Linked DNA regions of Mus musculus: region 2 is linked to region 1. Evidence: chromatin loops called from intact Hi-C (ENCODE). Cell type or tissue: left cerebral cortex. All regions are shown on one strand. Each heading gives the region's core, and the rest is flanking DNA. Links, peaks and the distances in the headings are about the cores only. Region 1 has its middle 25 kb from the start of Vmn2r102. Region 2 holds the start of Vmn2r101 (vomeronasal 2, receptor 101).

What was found. Hi-C counts contacts between places; a loop is a spot of excess contacts. Peaks named below come from ENCODE experiments on the same cell type or tissue, not always from the same donor. Only the 100,000 strongest peaks of a DNase experiment are listed, where the experiment ranks them.
Region 2: a loop joins it to region 1, with 2.1 times the contacts of the local background. A loop is called at or near these places in 9 of 42 quality-filtered maps.

What each region holds. Positions count from the first base shown.
Region 1 is chr17:19,629,703-19,640,854 of GRCm38, reverse strand. No RefSeq gene overlaps it. Among named protein-coding and RNA genes, the nearest start is that of Vmn2r102, 25 kb to the left of the region's middle. In left cerebral cortex, for the core only: no CTCF peak of the experiment used is centred there; no DNase peak of the experiment used is centred there.
Region 2 is chr17:19,569,208-19,580,359 of GRCm38, reverse strand. It overlaps Vmn2r101 (vomeronasal 2, receptor 101), which reads right to left and starts at 3,129. Exons shown (of 6, transcript NM_001104563.1): 1 at 2,912-3,129. The coding sequence starts at 3,129. In left cerebral cortex, for the core only: no CTCF peak of the experiment used is centred there; no DNase peak of the experiment used is centred there.

The DNA of each region.
Region 1 (11,152 bases), core at 1,001-9,000:
TGTACACAAGCCATTAACCCATATAAACATAAGGGGCTTGAGGTATGGATGAAGATCTGTAGCAAGCTAGGAGACCCATTAACTAACGCAGGGCTGGCTGCTGCAGTTGTGCAGGTCTCCCAAGGAAAGAATGGGTCCAGGAACACAGGCTATTTCAAATGCTGGCAACCTGGTCATATGAGGCAACAATGCCGGCAACAGACTGGAACAGGAGGCCAGCGGCCTCAGGTACCTGGACTTTGTCCAAAATGTATAAAGGGAAATCATTGGGTCCATGAGTGTCGCTCAGTGAAGGATATTCATGGGCAGCCAATCAAGCATGGGGGCTCTCAGCCAAAAAGCGGAAGATGGGAGCTTCGACCTCAGGGCCCTCAAATATATGGGGCAGTCACAGAGGGATGGCCCAATTTGAGACTGCCAAAGCAGTGGAACAACCCAGGATGGCCATGAGAGGAAGCACAGGGCTGGACTTCAGTTCTGCCACCCTACTTGTATTAACCCCCCATATGGGGGTTCAGCTGGTGGATTCAGATTTCAAAGGCCCTCTACCAGCAAATACAGTAGGGTTGATCTTAGGAATGAGCTCTGTAACAATGCAGGGCCTGATAGTCCATCCTGGAGTCATAGATTCAGATTATACAGGACAAGTCAAGATCATGGTCTCTTCACCTACAGGCATAGTAACCATCTCCCCCTGCAATCACATAGCTCAGTTACTTTTATTACCTAGTTGTCATTCTCAGTTCCCAGCTAAGGAGGAAGAAAGAGGGGACAAGGGATTTGGCTCTACTGGCACTTCTGCCATTTTCTGCTCCCTAGATTTAGATGAAATACCTTCATTGCAGCTTACAATAGAGAGAAAATCTATTTCTGGGCTGTTGGACACTGGCACAGATTCAGCATCAAGGATTGGTCCTCTGGTTGGCCACATCAGCGATCAGAGCAAACCCTGAGAGGACTTGGATATGCTCAGATGCCAGAAATGAGTTCTTGCCATCTAAGGTGGTGTGACGAGGAAGGGCATTCAGGGCATTTCCAGCCCTATGTGCTGTCCATCCCTATTTCATTATGAGGGCGTGATTTGATGAAAAAGATGGGTTTTAAACTGACCAATGAAGGACCATATAACACCCAAACCCAGCGAATGAGATTGCATTCAGGATATAAACCTGGTAAAAGTTTGGGTCGCTATTTACAAGGTAGACTATCCCTGATACCGGTTGAGAGGAAGAATGACTGAGCCGGTTTGGGTTTTTCCTAGTGGCCACTGAGGGAGCTCTAGCCATTACTTGGAAGACTGAGGAACCAGTGTGGGTTCCTCAGTGGCCACTACCCTCAGAGAAATTAACAACAGCATAAGACCTGGTTAGGGAACAGTTGAACCTAGGCCATATCAGACCCTCTACTTCCCCCTGGAATACCCCGATTTTTATTATAAAGAAAAAATTAGGGAAATGGAGGTTATTACATGATGTGAGAGAAATTAATAAACACATGGTAATTATGGGACCTGTACAGAGGAGATTACCCCTTCCTTCTGCCTTTCCTAGTAATTGGACTTTAATTATTTTAGATATTAAGGATTTTTTTCCATTCCATTGCATCCCCAGGATGCAGTAAGATTTGCTTTTACAGTGCCCTCTTTTATTCATATTGAGCTCAATAAGAGATTTGAATGTGTTGTTTTGCCTCAAGGCATGGCTAATAGCCCCACCATGTGTCAACATTATGTAGATTCTGCTTTTAAAGGGGTCAGAGATCAATATCCTAGGTTGAAGTGTTACCACTATATGGATGATATACTTCTTGCTGCACCAACAGAGGAGCTATTGGAACAAACATATAGTGTGGTGATCCAAAAATTAAAAGAAAAGCAATTGGTTGTATCCCCGGAAAAGGTTCAGAAAGGAAAAGTGGTGAATTATTTAGGAACAAAAATTTTTGATAGTCAAGAATCTCCCCAGAAAATTCAGATTTGGGCGGATAATTTGAGGACATTGAATGATTTTCAAAAGCTATTGGGGGATATGCAGTGGGTACGTCCCTATTTGGGCCTAACCAATAACCAATTACAACCATTATATGATATTTTACCAGGAGATATAGAATTAAATTCCCCCTGGCCGCTTACTGATTTTGCCCGCATAGCTTTAAGTTTGGTCGAAAAGGGTATTCAAACAGCAGCATTAAAGAGAAGATATCTGTTCAGTCCTATTATTTTGTGCATCCTGCCCTCGGAGACCCAGTCTACTGGAGTCCTCTGGCAGGGCGCCCCCTTGCTATGGATACATCCCAAGATTTCGCCCGCAAAAATCTTGTCTTATTACCCTGCCTCAGTAGCACAATTGGCCTTGATTGGCCTACAACAATGTATTCAATATTTTGGCAGTCCCCCTCAGGAATTGATTGTTCCATATAATATGAAGCAAATAGAAGTATTATCAGCTACTGTTGATGATTGGGCAATTTTGAGATGTAGCTTTATGGGGAAAATGGATAATCATTTCCCTAAGGATCCATTTTGTAGCTGATTAAAGCTCATCCAGTTGTTTTTTCCACGACTTACATCTCGAGTGCCATTGCCTGATGCCCCTTTAATTTTTACAGATGGGTCTAAGACAGGCTGCGGAGCATATTTGGTCCATGGCTCCACGCCAGTAACTTTACAGTTTCCCCCTGCTTCTCCCCAAGTTATTGAGTTGCAGATTATTATAAAAATTTTTGAATTGTATTCTGAATCTTTTAATTTAATTTCAGATAGTCAGTATGTGGTTAATTTATTAACAGTGCTGGAAGTGGGGGGGAGGGAGGTGAATTTTCAATCCACTATAGGGGATTTGTTAAATAAATTGCAATCCTTAATTTTAAATAGAAATTCTCCATTTTTTTTTTGTCCAACACATTCGAGCTCATCCAGGTTTGCTTAGCCCTTTAGCAGAGGGCAATGATTTGGTTGATAAAGCTGCTAGACCTGCTTCTGCCTTTTTGATTCAGAAACCTGTAGAACTGGCTCCTGGATTTCATTCACAGTTTCATGTGAATTCCAAAACACTTTCTTCTCAATTTCATATTACTAGAGCAGGGGCAAGGGACATTGTTATGTCTTGCAAAGCCTGTGCCCCCCATTGCCTCAGGCGAGTGTGGGAGTAAACCCTTGCGGCCTGCTTCCCCTCCACATTTGGCAAATGGATGTGACTCGTTTTTTAGAATTTGGTAAACTGCAATTTGTTCATATTTCTGTAGATACAGCCTCTGGGGTGTTGTTTGCCTCCCTGCATACAGGTAAAATGCACTCCATGGCATTGCCTATTGCTTTGAGGCATGGGGTGCATAGGGTCAGCCCAGAGAGCTTAAGACTGATAATGGACCTGCTTATACTTCAGCTTCTTTTGTTTCCTTTTGTAAAATGATGGGTGTCTGCTTGGTGCACAGTATACCCTACAATCCTCAGGGCCAGGGCATCATTTAAAGAGCCTATCACACTCTGAAAGAGTGTCTGAGAAAACAAAAAGGGGAAGTAACCTCTGGAGTTACTCCTAGGGAGAGATTAGCCATTGCTCTCTTTACCTTAAATTGTTTGAATAAAGATAAAAATGATTTGACTGCTGTGCAATGGTTTGACAATCCCGAGGCATCCTACAAAGGCACAGTCATGTGGAAGAATGTTCTGAGTGGTCGATGGCATAGGCCCGATCCTGTGTTGGTCTGGTCGAGAGGGTCTATTTGTGTGTTTCCACAGGATCATCGCCAGCCGATTTGGGTTCTGGAGCGATTGATGAGGGCAGTTCAAGATGGACGGAGGTGCCCTAATGAAGCTGCTCCTGGGGGAGATGATGCTGCCTGCAGTGATGTCTGAAGATCTAGGATGGGGAATCATGTCAGTGTTTCCCAAACCATTGCCGTTGACCCATTCAGCTCAAGTATTTCCTTGCTTTTTTACTTCTAATGCATCTTTGCAGTTACCCTTTTTGCCTGGAGATGAAGATATAGTGGGGGTTAAGGAACCTTTAAAGTTAGGCCTGACAGGATTATTGCATTTTCTAGTAATATATAATATTTCTCAAAATAGTGCTTGTGTGCAAATGTATCAGCTGCTTGTTTTGATAAACCTTATAATAGTTCCACTAGAGCCAATGCCACCTGGATTCAAGGGGTGTGGCCTGCTAGTATCCCCAGAGGTAACGATTCTATTCCTCCTCAGCCATGATGGGCCCCCTTTTGTAGGGGCATTTGAGATTCGCTGCCCCCATGGACCAGCTGCCAGTCCAGGAAAGCTGCGTGGGCCGTGAAAAAATATTTTACCTTTTCCCCTTATATTAGTACCAGTCATAATCATACGTTTTCAGGGTTTAATTGGATGTATCAAAATCCAGCCCAGAGGGGGGCAAGCAATCCCTTTAATGTTTGGCTCTTGTGTGGGATAAATTGGGAGTTGTACAGATCTTTCTCCTTTGAGTATGTGGATAGGTGGGGCTTGGGGAAATGCTAGCTTTTGTTGGAATGGATCTGTATTATTTGAGTCTTCTGTTATTCAATTTGCTTATGGGAAGAATGTATTCTTTAAAGAGATGCCCGTATGCGTTTGGCCTCCTTTTGTATTTTTAGTTTATAATGGTAGTTATTTTGATGATGTTGTAGAATGTAAGGAGGATAATTGTTTTTATAGTATGTGTTGGAATGCTTCTATGTTTTCTTTAGCTATTGTGACCAGAATGCCTTGATTGTTACCATGGCCCGTGCAGGCGTCTTCGGTTATGACCTTGTTTAGACCCCAAAGAGATTTTGGGATAGTCCATATCAATTCCACTTGGTGGATGTATCCATGGCTGAAGGACTTGCAAATTGGATTGCCACCACTATGTCACACCTAAAAGAATGGGCCAGACGGAAGATTCTTACATCTGCCTTTTCATCATCTGGTAAACTCTGGAGTCAGTTGTTATACTTGTCTCTGGTTAGAGCTTGTACCTCTCGTGATTCTGTTACTCTCAACCAGAAGACCAGGGAGACTAGCTCTCTCCTGAGTTTCAGTGGTTAGAGCACTCTCTGCAGGCAGGCTCTCCTCTTTCAGGGAAGGTGTACAGATATCTGGCATTCAGACTTGCCTCCTGGCAGAAGATGAAGGCCCGAAACAGGACCTGTCCCAGAAGCCTTTAGCTTCTGCAGTCCACACTCTCACCTGAGCAGACTAGTCCAGTGGAGTCCAGGAATTAAGATGTCTCCCGCAGATGCTCAGGCAAGGTCCTCATGGGCAAGGTGGATACCTATCCTTTGGCAGGGAAGGTGTCCAGATGTTTGGAGCCCTAAAATGGGGCTGCCTCAGAAGCTCTGTTCCTCCTGCCTGTCCCAGAAGCTGTTATCTTCTATAGTCCACACTCTCACCTGTGCAGACTAGTCTCAGTGGAGTCCAGGATCCAAGAAGTCTCCCACAGATCCAGAATGTGGCTTCTAAGGTAAGGGTAGAGTTGAAGGCTATTTGGCATACTTTAAAAGGATTTATGGTATATATCAGGGTCATTAATTGGGCCTGTGGTGCTGTGTTGCTCTCCAGAAAACACTGTTATATTTGGAATGGAATATTGAGTCCTGATATATGGTTCATAGATTCATTTTTAGCACTTAACCAAATTTTCATTGTGTACATATGTCACAGTTTTCTTAACCACTGGCATTTTTAGGGATATCAGCTTGCATACTGAATCACAGCTTTGTTGCTATGTACTCTGGTGGAGTCAGCTTGACAGGCAAAAGCTTGGAAGCTGGCCATGAGGAAAAGAGTTTCAAGGAAACTCCCTCCTTGAGTCTGGCGAGCCCCCTAACCCATAAAATTAATTTTCCATTCCCGCGTTAGTCTAGTGTATGGATCCACGTGCCCTCTATTAAGCTTTACCCTATTATAAGTGCCTTTTAAGATTGAATTCTGACATAGCTAAAGCCTCTCCCAGTGTTACAAGATCCCAGATTACAGCAAGGAGTTTAACCTATTCAGTAACTAATTAAGCATTACAATAAAACGGCCATTAGCCCAGTTGATTTGCAGAAAGAGCCTGGGAATCTCACTGAGATAGAAATCTTTACTACAGGCTACATTCCATGCCAAGAGCAAGTTGATATACTATCCTGATAAATGGGGAATTCTCCAGACAAGATAAGATTTTACAAGGCCTAGGGATTTAGGGGTCGATGACACTACAGTATTCTTGAGGCCTGTCAAGAGTTAAAACCCCCTGGTGCTATTAACACTAAAGTGTGAAATTCTTGCCTGGCATTAGGCTGATCCTAGGCAGGGCTGGTAATCTTTATTGTAAACATTTATCTAGTTCCCACAAATTCCTTTCTTGCTTGTATCTGGTAAATTTCAGTGTACCTTGTCTTATTGTGATTTGTAGCTCCTGATAATTCGCTGTATTATAAAATAGTCTAAAGCTCGACCAGAGATTACATTCAGATTCAACACCTCTACTGTGTGCATCTGTTTGTCAATTTAATCCTAAGCTTTGCCTACCTACTCTAGAGACCCGTTCTATGCAGACACAGAGGCCCAGAGGGTCTGCAGCACTTTGTGAATGGAAATATTGTATCAATGAACATACACAAGTAAGAATTCCTAAGATGGATGAAGAATAGTTTGGTTTTGTATTCAGAAATTATAAGGCTCCTTGTCTTGTTGTAATGTATTTAAGAAATTTCACTAAAGTTTCTACAGTATCTTTGTAGTCACTGGGTGTATGAAAATTGGATAAATATGTGTCCATACTACAATTGTGTGGTGGTAGGAACTAGTCCCAAACATAGAAGCCAGTGAACAAGTATGTATCAACCAGTTGTTCCTTTCACACTCCTGCTTTCTGACTTGCTTGAGTTCCACTCCTGACTTCCTTGGTGATAAACAGCAGTATGGAATTGTAAGCTGAATAAACCTTTTCCTCCCCAACTTGCTTCTTGGTCATGGTGTTTGTGCAGGAATTGAAACCCTGACTAAGACACCTAGTAAACCAAATGACACTGAACTTAAAACCGAATGACACTGAACATAAAATAATTGAAAGAACAATTTACAGTAGAGTCAGAACCTTAGTCAATTAATATTTACTTCTCATTCTTCAGATTCAAAACTGTATAGAGAGCAAACTAGTTTCCATATATTGTATGAACAAAAAAAGTCAATAAGAAAAGAGACTAAGGGGAGATCACTGGTGAGTGGAACACAACACCAGTTCCAAAAAATCCAGAGAGTCCTGCGGTAGCCCAACCAGGAGCTCGGGTTCGTTCTGGTTTATGCCACCCCTACACCATCTTCAACATTATCTCAGTTGAGGGCCCCAAGCCCCCCAAAGACTCTGCTTGCTTCAGGCATGCTAGCACACCAGGGATCTTGAGATCACTGCCTGGAGACAGAGCAGAGACGCAGACCCCTGGACACCTTCCCTGCCAGAGGAGAGTAAGCCACCAGGTAGGGCTATGACACCAGGAATCAGGAGGGGATCTGAGCTCTAGATTTCTGTGCTCCTTTGCTGCAAGAGGAGAGCTTGCCTGCAGAGAGTGTTCTGACCAATGGAATGCAGGAGAGAGTTGGTCTCCCAAGAGTGCTGACAGAGGCTAAAGAACCACAAAAGGAACAAGATCCAGCCAGAGACAGCTAGAACATCTAACACCAGAGATTACCAGATGGCGAAAGGCAAAGGAAAGAATCTTAATAACAGAAAACCAGTCACTGGACATCATCAGCACCCAGAAAGCCCTCCACAGCAAGTCCTGGATACCCCAACACATCTGGAAAGCAAGATTCAAATCTAAAATCATATCTCATGATGCTGGCAGATGATATTAAGTAGGGCATTAATAACTCACTTAAAGAAATACAGCAGAACACTGGGAAAAAGGTAGAAGCCCTTAAAGAGGAAGCAGAAAAATCCCTCAAGGAATTACAGGAAAACACAGCTAAACAGGTAGAAATCCTTAAAGAGGAAACACAAAAATCCCTTAAATAATGATAAGAAAACAGAACTCAACAGGTGATGGATTTGAACAAAACCATCCAAGATCTAAAAATGGAAGTAGAAACAATGAAGAAAACTCAAAGGGAGAAAACTCTGGATTTAGAAACCCTAGGAAAGAAATCAGGAATCATAGATGTGAGCATCAGCAACAGAATACAAGAGATAAAAGAGGTATCTCTCAGGTTCAGAAGATTCCAAAGGGAACATGGACTCAACAATCAAAGAAAATGCAAAAATATCCTAACTCAAAACATCTAGGAAATCCAGGATACAATGAGAAGACCAAACCTACAGATAAAAAGTATAGATGAGAATGGACTTTCAAATTAAAAGTCCAATAAATACCTTCAACAAAATTATAGGAAAAAGAAAAAAAAAAAAACTTCCACTTCCCATTCCTAAAGAGAGATTCCCATGAACATACAAGAAGCCTACAAACTCTAAATAGACTGGATCAGAAAAGAAATTCCTCCTAACAGGTAATAATCAGAACAACAAATGCACTAAATAAAGACAGAATATTAAAAGCAGTAAGGAATAAAGTTTAAGTAACAAATAAAGGCAGGCCTATTAGAATTACTCCAGACTTCTCACCAGAGACAACGAAAGCCAGAAATTCCTGGACAGATGTTGTACAGACACTAAAGAACACAAATGCCAGCTCAGGCTACAATAACTAGAAAAACTCTCAATTATCATAGAGGGGGAGACAAACATATTCTGTGAAAAAAAAAAAAAAAAACAAATTCATTCAACATCATTCCACAAATCCAGCGGATTCAAAGGATTATAACGGAAAAACACCTACACAAAGATGGAAACTATGCCCTAGAAAAAGCAAGAGAGTAATTCTTCAACAAACATAGAAGACAGCTGCAGGAACAGAATCCCAACTCTAACAGCAAAAAATAGCAGGAAACAACAATTTCTTTTCCTTAATATCTCTTAATATCAATGGACTCAATTCCCAAATAAAAAGATATAGACTAACAGACTGGCTATATAAACAGGATGCAACATTTTGTTGCTTACAGGAAACCCACCTCGGGCAGGGGGGGGGGCAGATACTACCTCAGGGTAAAAGGCTGGAAGACAATTTTCCAAGCAAAGGATCTCAAGAAACAAGCTGAAGTAGCAATTCTAATATTGAATAAAATTGTCTTCCAACCCAAAGTTATCAAAAAACACAAGGAGGGGAACTTCATACTCATCAAAGGTAAAATCTTCCAAGATGAACTCTCAATTCTGAATACCTATGCTCCAAATGCAAGGGCATCCACATTCATTAAAGAAACTGTAGTACAGCTCAAAGCACATATTGAACTTAACACAATAATAGTGGGAGATTTCAACACCCCACTCTCATCATTGGACATTTCCTAGAAACAGAAACAAAAAAGAGACACATTGAAACTAACAGAAATATGAAAGAAATGGATTTAACAGGTATCTACAGAACATTTTATCAGAAAACAAAAGGATATACCTTCTTCTCAACATCTCATGGTACCTCTCCCAAAAAAACCATATAATTCTTCACCAAACAGGCCTCAACAGATAAAAATATATTGAAATTATCCCATGCATCCTATCAGACCAACATGGACTAAGATTAATCTTCAATAGCAACATAAATAATAGAATGCCATCATTCACATGGGAGCTGAAGAACTCAATGACACCTTGGTCAAGAAAAAAATAAAGAAAGAAATTAAAGACTTTTAAAAGTATAATGAAAATGAAGCCATAGCATACCCAAATTAACAGGACACAAAGAAAGCATTCCTAAGAGGAAAACTTATAACTCTGAGTGCCTCCAATAAGAAACTAGAGAGAGCTTACATTAGAAGCTTGATAGCTCACCTAAAAGCTCTAGAACAAAAAGAAGTAAATTCAACCAACAGGAGTAGACAACAGGAAATAATCAAACTTAGGACTGAAATCAACCATGAAGAAACAAAAAGAACTATTCAAAGAATCAACCAAAGGAGGAGCTGGTACTTTGAGAAAATCAACAAGATAGATAAACCCTTAGCCAGACTCACTAGAGGGCACAGGGACATTATCCTAATTAACAAAATCAGAAATGAAAAGGAAGTTATAACAACAGAACCTAGGGAAATCAAAAACTCCATCACATCTTACTACAAAAAGGCTATACTCAACAAAACTGGAAAGTCTGGATGAAATGAACAATTTTCTAGACAGATACCAGGTACCAAAGTTAAATCAGTATCACATTAATGACCTAAACAGTTCCATATCCCCTAAAGAAATAGAAGCAGTCATTAATAGTCTCCCCACCAAAGAAAGCCCAGGACCAGATGGGTTTATTGCAGAATACTATCAGACATTCAAAGAAGAACTCATTCCAGTTCTCCTCAAACTGTTCCACAAAATAGAAACAGAAGGTACCCTACACAATTCATTCTATGAAACCACAATTACTCTGATACCTAATCCACAAAAAGATACAACAAAGATAAAGAACTTCATCCCTTATGAATATCGATACAAACATACTCAATAAAATTTTTGCTAACCGATTCCAAGAACACATCAAAACAATCATCTATCATGATCAAGTAGACTTCATTCCAGGCATGCAGGGATGGTTTAATATACGGAAATCCATCAATGTAATCCACTTTATAAACAAACTCAAAGACAGAAACTACATGATCTTCTCCCTAGATGCTAAGAAATCATTTGACAAAATCAAACACCCATTCATGAAAAACGTCTTGGAAAGATCAGAAATTCAAAGCCCATACCTAAACATAATATAGGCAATATACAGCAAACCAGTAACCAACATGAAAGTAAATGGAGAGAAGTTGGAAGCAATCCCACTAAAATCAGTGACTAGAAAATGCTGCCAACTTTCTCCCTACCTATTCAATATAGTATTAGAAGTCATAGCCAAAGCAACAGAAGGATGTCAAGGGGATACAAATTGGAAAGGAAGAAGTCAAAATACCACTATTTGCAGATGATATGATAGCATATGTTAGTGATCCCAAAAATTCTACCAGAGAACTCCTAAACCTGATGGACAGCTTCATTGTAGTAGCTGGATATAAAATTAACTCAAACAAATCAGTGGCCTTTCTTGACACAAAGGATAAATAGGATGAGAAAGAAATTAGGGA
Region 2 (11,152 bases), core at 1,423-9,422, 61 kb after region 1:
ATCACTTGCAAGTTATAAGCTTGTCCTATAATAGATCCAGTCAAAACTTGGTATTAGGCATGATAGATATGGAAAGAAATGGTGGGTACTGAACTATCTGGGAGCTCTGGAAAATATGATCAATGAACTGAATTTTTTAAAAGTTTAAATATATTATCATTATTAAGGTTTTCAGGGAAAAATTTATGGTGGAGAGAAGTACTTTCTGAGGAATTAAGGGTGTCATTTTTCCAGAGAATCCAAGGTTGAATTCCAGAAATTCAATGTGTACAAACATGAAAGGTCATATATTCACAAATAAACAAAGACACATTCACTTATAAAAATAAAGAGAAAACATAGTCATAATAATATCAATATGATGACAAGCAATAGAGTCATTTGAAAGTAAAAAGCATGATCAACAACCTAGCAGCCTTGGTATAGGACAATTGCTCATTAAACCTACTTGAGAACATCGTGTTGGAGTTCATCAAAAGACCCTCACTCACAAAGACCACAGAGATCACCATGATTGCACACCTCATGAGGATTTTTTATTGATACAACATGTTGGGGACTCCCATCTAAGCACACAGGGCAGACAAAAGAAACAGAACAAAGAAAGAACACTTTTTATACCTTGTAAGGGGCAGATCTGAGCAACAGGGTAACTGGCTTATTCTAATTGGTGTAGCAAGTAACCTTTTCAGACATTGGTTGGTTTGTATAGTGACAACCTCTGGCCTAGTGACTCACTTTGCTTGTACCATGTTGGGTTATTATGTCACAGGGAATCATAGCAAGGTTAGGGCAGTTTGTGTTTTCTTTTGTTTTTCTCAAAATTCAGTGTGGAGTGTAAGAGAGTTCTTCTGAGAACTGTTATTTTTGTTATGATTATTTCTCTGAGAACAGCTAATGTTTTTTGACAGCTGTATGCTTAATCATTTTGACAACTAAAACTATGTTTTTACATTTGTTTAGTCAGCCAGCTTTCTTATCTGGCTCTGCACTTGGTCTGCTGGTACAGTTGGGAAAGTCTTTTCTGAAGTGGGAAGGTACTAGGTGGTCTTAAATTCATGTTTTATATTACACTGTTTGATATTAATTATAAAGTTCCATGGTGAATGCATGCACGTGTTTTGAAATTAAAGTTATTTTTTACTTAAATAATAAAAATGATCTTTGATATCATACACAGAAATGAAAAAAAATTAGTAAATGGTAATTTTAAATGAAAGCAGAGAGATAAAAATACAAATGAAGTAAAATAGCTCATAGGTAAAATTTATTTGTGGGATATATAATTTAAGCAAAAAGATCAATGACGTTTTTCATGTATAAATATTATATATCCAAATAAATACATACAAAAATTCAAAGATATATATGATTTTTGAAAGTTCCACACATGTGAGGAATTAAGTAATAACTGTTACTAATAGAGCAAAGGAACTCAAAATTTACAGTCACAGATTAATGATCAGAGGCAACATCAAACTCTTTTGCACACCGAATATTTAAAAACCATGCTTTATAATAAATATATTTTGAAAATTAAAACTATTTTTTCATTTTTCTTAAGATCATAAAATACATCATTTCCCTCTTCCATTCTTTATGCAAATTCTTGTGCACTTCATTTCTTATTTTAATTTCAAGAACTCAACATTCATAAGTTGCCTAGATGGACTGAAACTTACACAACACAAACACATGCATACACACACACACACACACACACACACACACAATTGCTGGTAACTAAAGGATGCTGTGAAATAGTTTACCAAGGTGTAATATACTTTCATAAGAAAGATTATTACTTGCACAAGTAAAAATTTACTTAATGAATATGAATTTTTGAGTTGGATGCACTCATCTGCCTCTAAAAGATGAATGGTAAAATAATCTTTTCAGGGCTAATAAAAAGCACCATGAGTCCTTACCACAGAGAGAACTTTAAAAACAAACTTATGCTCCCAATTCTGCCATACATGCTATGAGCTGCTTTTCTTTGTACTTATAAATTTGATTGAATATACCTCTGGAGATTATATCGTCCTTAGAATACACACAAAGAAAAAGAGACAAAAAAAGACATTACTGCCAATGAAAAGAGTAAATGGGATTAATCAAGCTGATTGGTTATAAACAGGGTAGATTAAAAAATCTGGCTTGGATAAAATCAACTTATTTACCTGATTAAAAAACATACATGAACATTTCTGTCCAACTCAGCAATAGATGTCTGACACTATCAATTAACCTGGATTATTTAACTAAGAATCAGCACCAAGATGAAAATCTCATAGCCAGTAAGTCTTGGTAGGCACATACATAAAAATCAGAATAAATACTGCAAAATGTCTGAGGAAAAAATTAACTTATCAAACAAACTCTTATAATAAAGCATGAGATAGATGACATATCTATGGAGTCCAGATGTATTCACAACTTCAAAACGTGACACTGTTAATTCTGGAATCAGCTGCATGTAACACATGTGGCCTCTTTATTGAAGTATCACAACACACAGAGAACTTACAGCTTTTAGTGACATCACCTAATATCCCAGGCACAATCAGGATTTCCAAAATGCTAAAAGGAGCAATGTAAGGCTTAGAATAAATCATCATTCCTTGAAGTCAAAACACTGAAAATTATTCAGATATTGTGGCATAACAAGAATGGCAAATAAGAGGTTAAGGTTACCAATCAAAGAAAAAACTAAAGTGAATACAGTCGATGTTTCCATTTCCATTCTGGCTGAGTGAGGAAAATGTTCTAAAAGGAAGATTAAACTGATGAAAATATTTTAGAAATTCTAAGATTAAATTTTTCAAAATAAAAAGTAAAAAAGTAAATTTTAATTACTACACCCTCTAAGTCATAAGAATTCTGAACTTGGAAAAGAAATATATGTACTTACTGTATTTGATTGTCCAAATATTCATATGGTACAGTTGAATGTGGCATTTTCTTTTCCGTGTAGAAAGTATGAAGAGGGAAAAATGCACCAACCACAACATCTCCTTCATGGTGAAATTCTTCAGTGATTATGAAATAACATCTACTGATATTATAGGTAAAAGCAGAGACAAATTTGGGAATATCCAAAAGCCTGAAGATAAAAATCCAGAGGAGCATCCTATTGGTACATGGGTCTGCTTAATGCAAAACTGTGTTCAGTACATATATGTTTGGTTCATGTTTTGTGACCATGTATGTTTTGTATTTGTTGATGAGTCAGTCTGTCACAATAATTATTCCAAGGCATTGAGAATGACATTAGGAATTTTGAAACTATTTTTTAACATGGACTGTGGTACTTAAGCCCTATATTCAAGTTAAAAAACAAAAGTTCAGAAATATGTTTGTTCATATTCTTCACTAGCCAAAGGCACTATGACTTCAGCACAGACTAAAAACAGCAAGAGCTTAGGGTTGATCTCTTGGGATGAGTTAGCTAACCATATGAAGCAAGAAACTTTTAATATAAAAAAAATAATAATATAGGCTGATCCCCACAGGCTCCATCACAGGAGGCCAAGCAACTGAAAAGGGAAAAGACTAAAAATAAAGCAATGCAGGTATAATCACTCAAAATTAATATATTGAAGGGTTTTGGAGGCAACTAACAAGTAAGAACTTTGGGGAACAACTTCCAAGATAATTTATACAATACACATTCGTTTAGGTTAGCCCAACTTTTCCTGCTTTTAATTCAAGAAATGGACTTTATCTCTAATATCTGTAAACTTTATACAATAAGAATACTTTTGAGAATTGTCAGCGTAATGGAATGAGCTTCCAGCTCAGCCAGTGTAGTGGTGGATTCACAGACTAGGACTCTGGTGATGGCTTTAAAGTTTGAGGGTCTCCAAGTTTTCTAGCTCTCTAATTATACTGAAATGATGATGATAACTTCTAAAAAGTCCTGAAAAGTTTCTTGCTCTTTCTAAGGGTAAAAGATTGCTGGCTTAGGCGATTAACTGTAGCCCAACAGAAGAGGATTAAGTAATGCAGCCTTTGTTCTATCTCAGCAGGAACTGCTGGGCTCTAAATTTCAGCCTGCTAGTCAGAAGATACAGGAAGAGAAAACACTTAGAGAAGAGATTATTACCAAGTTGTAAAAAAAAAAATCTTATGAAAGCAATCTAACAGGATAAGCAGAGAGATCCTAAGTGAGTAAAGGGAAAAATTCTCTAAGTGAGGAAAGGGAAAAGATTCTAGTCAATGTGGGGAAAGGCAAAAAAGTCTCCTCTATTGATTTTAGTTCTGTTTCATTTCTTTGTTCTTATCCTGTCTCATGGGATTCATTTATTCGTGGGTGCGAGGGGGACCAAAAACCTGGAAGAAAATGGGAGGAAGGGGAAGAAAAGCAGAAGACCAAGCAAATAGTTGTCAAGGTCTCTGTTTATTAGGCTGAGGTGCCTGGTTTTAAAGCATATATCATGGAGAATAGGGAGGAGTCGGGGGGGGGGGGAATTTAACAAAGAACAAAAAAAAAAATGGGCATCTGCTGACATGATGGCCGAAGTCAGGATCCAGGTGGCAAGCACTCTGTGTCTTATCTCTGGAACATAGATCTTCTTTGACAGCATTGGGGTGTAAGGCTGGGCTCAGGCATAACTCATGGCCTTGGAAGTCATAGGAGTTCAGGAAGAGATAGGAGAGGGGACTATAATTCAGCTTTTATAGCCTCAGATGCCAGAAAGGGAACAGGGAGGAGGGAGTGACAACCAACCCCAAGCACTAGGCCATTTAGCCTGTCAGGATGGGAGATTGTGAAAAGCTCACTTTCTCAAAGTATGGTCTCTGACATATTGTCAGTACTTAAATATCTTGGAGAATACATGATCACATGTTACAAAGATCATCACAAATTCACACAAAACATAAAATCAAGAAATGAAATAGAAGTTTACAACAGCAAAAGTTTACATGCATATTCATTAGAGTAATTATCTAGCTAAACATCCATCACCTGTCTGAGCTCCACAGGTTCACTGAAGGTTTAAAACCTTAACTAAATTATTAGTGAAGTTTTGTGTAGATAAACCCAGTCAATATTTTATTTTTTGTCCTAGCACCTATAGTAAATAGCTAGTTCCCTTTTACTGACCTTTGGTTAATTGATTTACAACCTCTTGAAATGTGCTCTGGGTAGGGGAAAGTCTGGTTACCATATAAGAGCAATTAACTGGTGACACTTGGTTGACTGACAGGGTTCTTATTACAGATTTGACTATCAAAAAAATGACCTATTAACAGTCTCATTATAAAAAAGCTTAATAATCACAGATAGCATTTTAGGAATCCTTATAGGGTCATCATTAAGGCTTAGGTAGTCTATATGTCAATATATCATCAACAAAATAGTACATCTTTGAGTATCTGCACAGATGTGCTCTGACTTAGTGAGTGTTAAATATGTTTAATAATAACAGGAAAGCATATTAATAGCAGGAATTGTTCCTAAAATGTGTCCCTCATAGCCTTGCTTAAGGAGGGCTCACCTGTTGCAGACTATATAATAATATGAGGCAGGCCAATTCAGGATGATCACCTGCTACTTATTAGATTGTCCCATTATGACTCCTGACAGGGTAAGAATTATTAATAAAATGTCTACTTCATTTGTATTTACAATTTTCAGGAAATTACTTCTAATCTATCTTATTTAGTGCAAAGTTCTGAAAAGGATTTATGTCAAATTAACACAATTAAAAGTATTTTAAAAGTTTATAATTAGAAGATAATCTAAGGAAATCTTATTTGGGGGTTTTATGAATATGATAATATTATCAGAAATTAACTGATTAATGTTAAACACTGCACTTTGGCATGACTATCATTAATCTACTTTTCAAACTCATCAAATACTTGAGAGGAAAAAATTTGCCTGAGTAAGCAGGATATGCAAACCAACTAGCTTCTGTTTGAAAAAAAAAAAAAAAAAAAGACAGAGATATACTGGCTCCTAGTACAATCGCCCATCTGTTTCAGTGGAGACATCCATTTTAGCAGCCATGCCTAGAAGTTCTGACTGTAAAGCAGAAATTTGGAGGAATCGCCTACGTTGTCTAGGAAATGTTGGGTAAGTTCCTATCAAGTATCTTGCTTGTCAACAATTTGGACTCTGTACTGTCATCAGTAAAGGTAAAGTGGACAGTTTTCTCAAATTTGTAGCAAAGTCAGGGGGAAGATTGATTTTTGCCCATCATCTTCTTTGGAGGAGATTCAGAGTGTTGCCTTTCTTGATGTGTATCTTTATCACAAAAAAGCTTTTTTTTTTTTTTTTTAATATCTTAAATGCCACAATCCCAAGTTATCTGTAGTCTGTCTAAATTCTTTCTGGATAGAAAAAGTTTTGCTTGTTTCTTGATACTCATTCTAAGCTTAAGCAGACAATGTTAGGCTTATTCACTTAATTAAGTACATCAATTCTGAGCATGGCTCCAGTGGTAATTCTTAATGCACTAAAGGATTTGAGTATTTGTAAGGTGACTGACTTCCAACATGAATTTCTTAATTATTACTATCAGTTTATAATAGTAGCTTTTATACGTGTAGAAAGTTAAACTAAGGATTTTAAATTCAAACTCTTTTATTATCAAATTAAATATGTAATCATGGACATAATTTAAATGGTAACAGGCCACTAAACTGAATATGAATATAAGCAAAATTTTTTTTAAAAGTCCATGCATGGGTTAAAGAGAAAAGGTTAATTCTAATTTACCAAAACTGTCTTCCAGGATATCATAGAGAAGTCTTAGTAGCCAGCATTGACTTTGACATAGCAATAGGTACCAGTCATATATTAATGGAAGAGACATAAGTTGTGCTTCTCAGAGATAGGAGAACTACTCACTTTTTAGGCAGTAGTCACCTTCTTCAACCTTCTGATGGATTGTATCTTCTGTCTAAATCACTGCCATTGGAAAAGGATTTTCTTGGGAGATCAAAAAAATCGGTTGTTCCTTATTTAACAGCTTGGTGATGAACAACTGGCAAAGAGATAAGTAGTTAGGCATAAATCTTTAATTATTGTTAATCTAATTAGGTCTTTATGACATTAAATTTTCAATCATCTTCCAAAAATCCTTATCAACATATCTCCAGACATTTGTCCCTTTAATATTCTAAATGGAGATATAATATTCTACCCTTCTTCTACTTTTCATCACAAAATTACCTCTAGTTTCACACCCTAACACTAGACAGAAGAGAAAGGAGAGAGGAGAAAGAGAGACAAAGAATCACTGGATATTTTTTCTTCCATCTTTGACCATCAACAAACTGCAAACAACCTCGCTATATGACCAAAATTTGTCAGCAGCAACCTTTCACCCCACCTCTCACAGGAATGAGAGAATTGTTCTCTACAGAAAGTTTCTTCAACAAAATGTTTGGAGACACAAAGTAAATAAGGATATTGGCAAAGTGTTGGGAGCACTGGCTCTTTCGTTCATTATAAAGGCCTTTTGGAAACATCTGACCAGAAAATTACAAGCCCACATGATGCAGTCATTGAATCTGGAACAACTAGGGCTAGTATCTTTGAAGCTGTCTTGGAATGCAGATTTTGAGGGAACAGCTCTACCAGGCAGGACCCTGGAAGAGTTGTTGATATTACCATCTTCGAAGTGATTCTTGTCAGGATATTAAATTTAATGGTGTCTGTGTGCTTTTAATTTGAAAATCTGCAATGCTTTAAAAGTAACAATGTAGGGACACGTTTGTACTGATATATTATGAAATGTGTGGTATGCACAAAGCAGCTAATATTTTCTCTGCTCTGTGCATGAGCATGTGAATGAAATCTGTTGATCTTTTTAAGCCATTTTGGAGTGCATAAAGTAAGTGTAATAGTGGGTCATATCACCAATTGTGACTTACTTCTGAGTTGATGATATGTAACAATAAATCAAGGATTCCAGATTGTCAAAAGCTTCATTAGCTACTGTACAGACATTTATGTCTCCTTCAGTTATCTCACTGATTGTTGCAAGTGTTCTGGGAAAAAAAATGAGTGTTGTGACCTGTATGGTTATCATTAATACCTAAACCAGGAAGAAGTTTCAAGCATTCAGATATTGTTGACCTCTCTTTCTTTTGAGTTGTTCCCATGTAATGGGTTCAGCTTTTATGCCTTCACCTGCTATGTTGTCATTTTCATCTCTTCTTTGTACTTTCCATGGTAGGAATCAAGAGTTTTTAGACTGTGTTGCTGACATACAAAATTTTGAAGTTAATAAATCATTATAAAACATGTCTCTAACTGGGCAGTGGTGGCTCATGCCTGTAATCCCAACACTTGAGAGACAGAGGCATGCGGATTTTTGAGTTCAAGACCAGCCTCATGTACAGAGTGAGTGTTCCAGTATAGCCAGGGCTATAGTGAGAAACACTGTGTCGGAAAAAAAAAGAAAGAAAGAAAAAAAAGAAAAGAAAAGAAAAGAAAAGAAAAGAAAAGAAAAGAAATAAAGAAAAAACGCATCTCCAGGAGGTCTCATATCCCTCATTTATTATTATCTTGTTTAAAATCCAGAATCCAGTTAGATTTTTCTAAAATTGTTTGATCACTAGGATTGTACAGTGTACCCATAATAGGTTTTATGTTATAATATGAATTTTTTTAATTTAACTGCATACATAAACCAGAACATTATCAGCTTTAATGTATAAAAGTACTCCCATGATAGCGATCAGTAAGACTTAAGGATTTAATTCAATGATGAGCCAAAGCCAATTAATATCACCCAGTAATTTTCTGAAATAACCAGTAGTTGGTAACTGATCTTGTATAATCTCTACTTTACCTTACTGAATTTTCTGAAGACATAGCAAACATTGTAAATAGTTGATAGAATCCCCACTTTGTATTTTTCCAGAAAAAAATTTGCAATCACAAGTAAGGCAAAATATTTTTACTTCAATTAGTAATTTTTTAAGGTATCAATATTGGGATAATTCAATAGTATATCATTCATTTCATGATGTGATATAGATTGGGGAAACTGTTTAGTATTATTTATAGTATATGCTTTAAAATTTTTGAAAAAAGTAATAGCTGTTTAGAAATCCTTATGCCAACTTTTCCTTGACATCTTTTTTTTTGTGGGGGGGCACACTCAAGAGTAATTCTCTTTGTCCTGTTACTTTAAGGGTATAGTAAATGAAATAATCTTTTAAATTAATCACTAAAATATATCATGACTTAGATACCAAAAATTTTAATGATAAATCATGTTACAGAGAACAAATGGGATGAATTTATTTATAGCTTCTAATTCTATTCACATTCATTATTATATGAATTTTTAATGAAAAATATTGGAGATTTCTAAGCATAGGTGGACTCTTCTATACATCCAGTTTCTTTCTCTTCTTGGACCAACTCTGATAAGGCCTGTAACTTTTTTTTTTTTTAAACTTAAATGCCACTGTTCTACATGACTATATTTGTTAGTTAACCATTTCAATGGCATAATGCAGTGACCCATTTCAAACATTTGGAGAGTCAAAATATGTTGTTAGTTGTTTTTTATAATATTTTCCAATCTTTATCTGGAACATGCCCTTATTTACTGCTTCTATATGAAGTTGAAGAAACATTAGTCTATTTGTTCCACTGGTATAATAGATTACTTCCACATAATTCCAAGACTGTATCTGCTACATACAGCTTTCATCTCAACATTTGAAATTCTGGACCAATACATATAATCTATTTTAGACTCTGTTTTGTCTGAGGAAATGTCCCAGGCCCCAGTACAGGTAGACTTTTTGAGGTGACCAAGTTGAATTTCAAGAGTCATGTCATGTGAAATTATCATTACATTTGTCCTGGCATTTACTAGGCCATCAATCCCAATTCCATCTAACTGTAACTTTAACTTTGGCCTAAGATCTAGTTTAATATTTATAGCACTTACAGTTAGCCAAAATATGTTTTTCCTGATATTCGTAAAATTTATTCTACATATTAGAATTGGTTTGCCCCTTTTAAATGAGTTACATATAGGTAATTTTAGAGCAAATCACTGTCATATCAAGCATTAATGTTTCAATTTGCTCTCTAGAAGGGTATCCCAATGAATGGCAGAATAAATAGCTCATTTAATTTTATTTGGGGAGAGAGGGTCCAGAGTAAGCCCCCAGGCTATTTTATAATAGTAAGCAATTTCCTCATATTCATATGATGAACTATATTCATAAGCTCTGTGTGCCTTTTTGATTTCTTATACTTGGGCCAGGAAACCTTCTCTTTGATAATTATAAACAATGACTTCATGAAGTTTGTAAGCAAACGTTGGAACTAGAAAATATCAACTTGAGTGAGGTAACCCAGACAGAAAACTACACACATTGTATACACTTACTAATAAGTAGATATTAACCCAAAAGTTCACAATGCCTAGGCTTTCTTATGCCTATGGGTCATATGGAATAAATAAGGAAGGAGCATGAAATAAGGATGATTGTATCAGAAACTGGAGGAGATGTCAGAGATGTACAAAGGATCAGGAAACTGATCAAAATTCGGTAGCAGGTGAGATGAGGAACTGGGTTTGGCCAATGGAGGATCCCAGACACCAGAAAAGTGTGAGGTTCCCATGACCCAGAGAAAGGGTCTTTAGCCATGATGCACAGAGAAGGGGGAGATAGAACCTATGGAGACCACCTCCCGTAGATAGAAACTGTCCCAGTTCGAGGGATGTGGCTACCAACCTGTCTAAAAGCTTTTTTAACCCAGAAATGTTCCTGCCCAAGGAAGAACAGGGACAAAAAAATGGAACAGAGACTGAAGGTCAGGCCATTAGGGGACAGCCCCAACTGGGGATTAATGATGTTTAAAGACAGCAAACCCAACACTGTTGCTGTGGTCAAGTGGCATTTGCTGACAGGAACCTAGTGTTGTGGGCCCTTGTGAGGTCTAGCCAGTAGTTGACCAATGCAGATGCAGATACTTGGAACCAACCATCAGACTGAACTTAGGGAACCTGGTGATGGAGCTGGCAGAAAGATTGGAGGAGTGTAGGGGGATTGCAACCCCATTAGAAGAACAACATATTTTGGCCAGTCTATCAAGTTCTCCCAAAGGCTAGACCACCAACCAAGGAGTACACTTGGAGGACTCCATGGCTACAGATGTATATGT